2 separate regions of the Mus musculus genome follow, and region 2 is linked to region 1. The links are chromatin loops, found by intact Hi-C in ENCODE. Cell type or tissue: heart. All regions are shown on one strand. Links, peaks and the distances in the headings refer to the core of each region. The heading gives the core; the rest is flanking DNA.

Region 1 (2,914 bases), core at 203-2,702:
GAGTGGAAGTCAGGAACAAGACTCCTCATTTTGCCTTATCAATAAAATTAATATTAAGTAAAATTCTATTTTGAGTTTTTAATGTGACAATTTTTTCTAGCAGGTCTCCCCTGTGTCATCCTATATTTTCCATATCTTAAACTTGGTGATAACTTTTATGTCTGTGCCTACAAGTCTAATTTTCCTTTTGTCTCTAGGCTCAAAAATACAAATAATACAAGTTGTATAATAAAATATCACTTAAACCTTCAACACATCATAGACTCAACATTTCCAGTCTCTTTAGAGACTTTTGCTTCTCTGGTAGCCTAATATTTTGAGATTAGAACATTTAAAGTACTGCTAGTCACACCCACATCTTCCCTTGCTAGTCACACCCACCCCTGCCAGCTAAATCTGTACCCTACTTCACCACTGTGTAAACAGTCAATTTACTTCAGCAAAACTCTACTCATTACAATGCTTTTCTTAAGCACAGCATTGAGCAATACCTTGACTCTATCCTGTCTCCAAAGAGGCACTTAATTTAGACAGGAAGGGTGAGGTGAAGAGAGTGCACTGGAGTGGGCCAAGAAAGTACTTAAAAGAGACAGACTGTGGGTCTGGCTGTTACCTGTACAAGTGATGTACAGACCATGATGGTGACGGCCAAGGATATAGAGAGAATAAACAGATATTGCCACGTTTCAGAAACAGGACAAGCTAGGTTTGGTGATTGTTTTGTGGTGCCGAGTCCAGAAGGTGCGAATGTAAGGCAGTGGGAGTCAGCCCAGTGCTGCTGCCAGCAGGCTAGGGGGCTCCCTTTCCTCTAGGGGTCTACACTCAAGGAAAACTAGGTTCTCGGGTCAGGCCAGATGGCTCAGGGAGGGAATCCGAGTTCGGTCTCAGAGAAGCACATGGTGGAAGGAAAGAGCCATCTCTCAGACGTTCTTATTACTGACCTGGCAGAAACAAAAAATAGCCTAAAGACAGTTTAGCTGCCAGACTTTTAGGACAACAGACACCAAGAAATTGAAGTTTCTCCTAGTGATTTCTTGGGAGAAGAAACTCTGAAACTTAATGCCAGTCTTGTCTTCCAGAAAAGAAATTTCCTGCCATATCCAGGGATCCACCCCATAATCAGCATCCAAACGCTGACACCATTGCATACACTAGCAAGATTTTATCGAAAGGACCCTGATATAGCTGTCTCTTGTGAGACTATGCGGGGGCCTAGCAAACACAGAAGTGGATGCTCACAGTCAGCTAATGGATGGATCACAGGGCTCCCAATGGAGGAGCTAGAGAAAGTACCCAAGGAGCTAAAGGGATCTGCAACCCTATAGGTGGAACAACATTATGAACTAACCAGTACCCCAGAGCTCTTGACTCTAGCTGCATATGTATCAAAAGATGGCCTAGTCGGCCATCACTGGAAAGAGAGGCCCATTGGACTTGCAAACTTTATATGCCCCAGTACAGGGGAACACCAGGGCCACAAAGGGGGAGTGGGTGGATAGGGGAGTGGGGGTGGGTGGGTATGGGGGACTTTTGGTATAGCATTGGAAATGTAAAAGAGCTAAATACCTAATTTAAAAATGGGGGAAAAAGTATAAATGTATTAATTGGCTGAAGCACAGGATTTTCTTTTATGTATACAATTTCCATAACATTCTTGAATGATAAGTTACTGACTTCACAAAATGATAAAAAAAAAAAAAAGAAAGAAAGAAAAGAAATTTCCCACGATGCTAACAAGTTGTTAACAGACTGCCTTGCAGATTAAGTATGACCTCCAGATGGCAGGCCACAACTTGATTGAGACTGCTAAAAATCCATCCCTGACCCTCTATTTACCCTGCAGATGGACTGGAGAGTCTCCCTGAATCTCTTGGGCCTTCTTCCCAATATGAATAATCCCACATTGAATAAATCTCTATTCATTTTACTCTTAATTTGGCTGTTTTAGTTTATTTTTCAAGAATGGGTTGCTGAACCAAGCTTCTTGAGTCATAATAAACTGTAAGCCCAAGTTCAGAAACTCTCTGACACCCACACATGTGACTTAGAAAATACACATGTGTGATCTAAATAAATAAATTAGTAATAAGATGAAATGAAGGCAAGTTCTTGAGTGAAACACAGAAAAGAATTTTAGTATGATGCTAGCTGCAGCAAAAGTCTTAAGATCACTAAAAATCAGGGAAAATAAAGCCAAGCATGTCAGTCTACACCTTTAGTCTCAGCATTCAGGAGACAGAGGCAGAGGGATGTCTGCGAGCTGGAAGCCAGCCTGATGTATAAAGTAAGACTCAGGATAGCCAGGACTACATAGAGAGAAATGCTACCTCAAAACAAAATAAAGAATTAGGGAAAATACAAGTTTAAGCACAAATGGAAGAGAGATGTGCTTAGGTATCAAATTTAGATGATGGATACATGAAAGATAGATTCCTCCCTGCAAATTTAATGTTATATTGACACAGTAAAGACTGACACAATTTAAAAATTAAAGTTTAAAAATAGACTGAATTTCTTAAATGACCCCACCCATGCACATATACCAATACTGAACACTTCGTGTTTTAAGTGGGGAATGGAAATGCATGCCTTTAATCCCAGCACATGGGAAACAAGAATGCAGACTTATGTAAGTCTGAGGTCAGCCTACAGCAAGTTGCAGACCAGCCAGGGCTATGCAGTGACAACAGCAGAATCAACCTGAGAGCTGAGAACTTGATTCTTACTTGGTCCTGGAGGTTGTGTGCCTCACCAGTCAGACTGGCCTCACAACAGCTGTCTCTCACTAGGGGATAGGCGGGGAGGTAGTTGCTCAGTTCACAGAGTAGTTAATTTTCAACAGTCACTGCCATTTTCCATAATTCATTGATCTGCACAGGTCAAGAAGAGGTATAATGGAAAACACTACTCCTGA
Region 2 (2,914 bases), core at 122-2,621, 720 kb after region 1:
ATTTCACAGGCAGCCAATAAGCAGTCAAGAGCAGTTTATAACTCTAGAGGAAGCTGGGGGACCCACTTTGCACCATGAGTTTGTGAAATCTGGATTAAAAAATTACCTCTTCAGTGTTTCTCATGCAAACTTTTCTTCTAGCATGTAATATTGAGTAAACTAAAACTATTTTCTTCCGCTTTTCTCAATTAACATTTTTGGTAGTATACTTAAGAGTGATGTTATCTGAGTTAAGTAGTTTAAGTATGTTGAGTGGATCTTTAAGCACACCACAGTGAACACACTGGGGATATGTACTTTTCTGGAGAACCCAAAGGTGCTAGATCCCTGATGCAAAAGAGAAGCATTTCTCATGTTCATTCTAGTTTATATTTTCATTTAAAATCTTTAGGTTAAGTTTAAGCTTTTTAAAAGTTAGTTTTGAGAATTGAGAAACAATACTAATACTGTAGGAATTGGTGAGGCCTTGACTTAAAGCTTTCTTTGTACTGTGATTTCCTTTTGGGTGTATTTTGCTAAGTGAAACTTGTTAAATTTTTTGTTAACTAAATTTTTTTCTTAAAATAAAGACTTTTTCACAATGAAAAAAAAAACAAACAAACTACTTTTGAAATTCCAACTATTATTTGAAAAATTGCTTATCTTTGATAACTTGATAAATTTAGAGGTATAGTGATGTTTTTATATGAGTTTAAAAATTATTTCATGAATCATTGTAAGGAACTCATGGACCCAGGCAGCAATGATGCTCGCAGCTCCCTGGCTTCCTAGCCACCAGCAGGGCAGCACTTGCTGCCCACTGCCCCAGACCACGCTGCGGTCCCAGGTAACCATGGGAACCAACCTTAGCGTGTGTGTGTGTGTGTGTGTGTGTGTGTGTGTGTGTGTGTGTGTGTGTGTGTGTCTATGTATACAAATAAGCTGCTAGAACCTATTCCCCAAGTTCAAGGATTTCCTTTCCGCCTGTCACTAACCCCAATTCACGACAGTTTTGTGACAGTTGGCATAAGTCGGCAGCCGGAAACCAGCTGGAGTTTAGCAGCCACTTAGCACCATCTAGTGGCTGTAATTTAAATTGCAGGCCATTTACTGGGGAGTAGAATTCAGATATGCTAGCAGGTGTTTAGCAGCTGCTTAGCACCACCTAGCGGCCACGATTTAAATTACGGGCCATTTACCAGGTGTTAGAATTCAGCTATGCTCCTAATCTGAGACGCTCTGGTCTTGAAGTTGAAATGACCCCTCGAAGCCAACTCTGATCCGAAAGGTGAAGAGGAAGAGCGGGTAGAGGACAGAGTAGACAGAGAAGCCAGGGGGGAGTCTAACCCTTACTCAGGAGGCACTGGCCTTCCTTAAAGTCAAACATCTATGATGCTTCGAAGCAACTCTGATCCGAAAGGTGATGAAGAAGAGTGGGTTATAGACGCAGATAAGTACCAAGCCTAATGAGAGAGTGGCTGGCAAAAAGACTAGTGAGACAGGCTGATAAATTATTTAATTATTTTAAAACCCACCAAGAAGTAATATCACCTGGTACTTTAAAAAGAAAATATGGGGAGGCGGCCTCAGCCTCAGCAGCAGCGGTCACCATCCTGGTTACGGGACTCCGTGGAACTTAGGAAATTAGTCTGAACAGGTGAGAGGGTGCGCCAGAGAACCGGACAGCTTCTGGGACAGGCGGAAGCACAGAGCCACAGAGCCGCTGAGGCATCACCCTTGGCGGGCCACCTTCCGGACCAGAGGACAGGTGTCCGCCTGGCTTGGGAGGCGGCCTCAGCCTCAGGAGCAGCAGTCGCCATCTTGGTTCCGGACCTCCCTGGACCTTAGGAATTTAGTCTGCACAGGTGAGAGTCTGCACCACGGAAGCTGACAGCTTCTGGGAACTGCCAAAGCAACACAGCTTCTGAGAAAGGCCCTGTTTTGGGCCTTCTTCTTCGGCCAGGAGGAGGTCCAAAAACAAGATATCTGCGCACCTTCCCTGTAAGAGAGCTTGCCAGCAGAGAGTGCTCTGAGCACTGAAACTCAGAGGAGAGAATCTGTCTCCCAGGTCTGCTGATAGACGGTAACAGAATCACCAGAAGAACAATCTCTAAACAGAGTCAACTATAACTACTAACTCCAGAGATTACCAGATGGCGAAAGGTAAACGTAGGAATCTTACTAACAGGAACCAAGACCACTCACCATCATCAGAACCCAGCACTCCCACTTCGTCCAGTCCAGGACACCCCAACATACCCGAAAACCTAGACCTAGATTTAAAAGCATATCTCATGATGATGGTAGAGGACATCAAGAAGGACTTTAATAATAATCACTTAAAGAAATACAGGAGAACACTGCTAAAGAGTTACAAGTCCTTAAAGAAAAACAGAAAAACACAATCAAACAGGTAGAAGTCCTTACAGAAAAATAGGAAAAAACATACAAACAGGTGATGGAAATGAACAAAACCATACTAGACCTAAAAAGGGAAGTAGACACAATAAAGAAAACTCAAAGTGAGGCAACACTGGAGATAGAAACCCTAGGAAAGAAATCTGGAACCATAGATTTGAGCATCAGCAACAGAATACAAGAGATGGAAGAGAGAATCTCAGGTGCAGAAGAGTCCATAGAGAACATCGGCACAACAATCAAAGAAAATGGAAAATGCAAAAAGATCCTAACTCAAAATATCCAGGAAATCCAGGACACAATGAGAAGACCAAACCTACGGATAATAGGAGTGGATGAGAATGAAGATTTTCAACTCAAAGGACCAGCAAACATCTTCAACAAAATTATTGAAGAAAACTTCCCAAATCTAAAGAAAGAGATGCCTATGAACATACAAAAAGCCTACAGAACTCCAAATAGACTGGACCAGAAAAGAAATTCCTCCCGACACATAATAATCAGAACAACAAATGCA

The links. A loop is a pair of places that touch in the nucleus more often than their neighbours do. Peaks named below come from ENCODE experiments on the same cell type or tissue, not always from the same donor. Only the 100,000 strongest peaks of a DNase experiment are listed, where the experiment ranks them.
Region 2: it touches region 1 in a loop (6-fold over the local background); 8 of 42 quality-filtered maps call a loop at or near these places.

What each region holds. Positions count from the first base shown.
Region 1 is chr13:14,605,333-14,608,246 of GRCm38, reverse strand. No RefSeq gene overlaps it. Among named protein-coding and RNA genes, the nearest start is that of Mrpl32, 6.2 kb to the left of the region's middle. In heart, for the core only: a CTCF peak has its summit at 1,756 (motif pointing right); no DNase peak of the experiment used is centred there.
Region 2 is chr13:13,887,808-13,890,721 of GRCm38, reverse strand. No RefSeq gene overlaps it. Among named protein-coding and RNA genes, the nearest start is that of B3galnt2, 65 kb to the left of the region's middle. In heart, for the core only: a CTCF peak has its summit at 1,108 (motif pointing left); a DNase peak (open chromatin) is centred at 1,051; H3K4me3 peaks cover 637 bases; H3K27ac peaks cover 357 bases.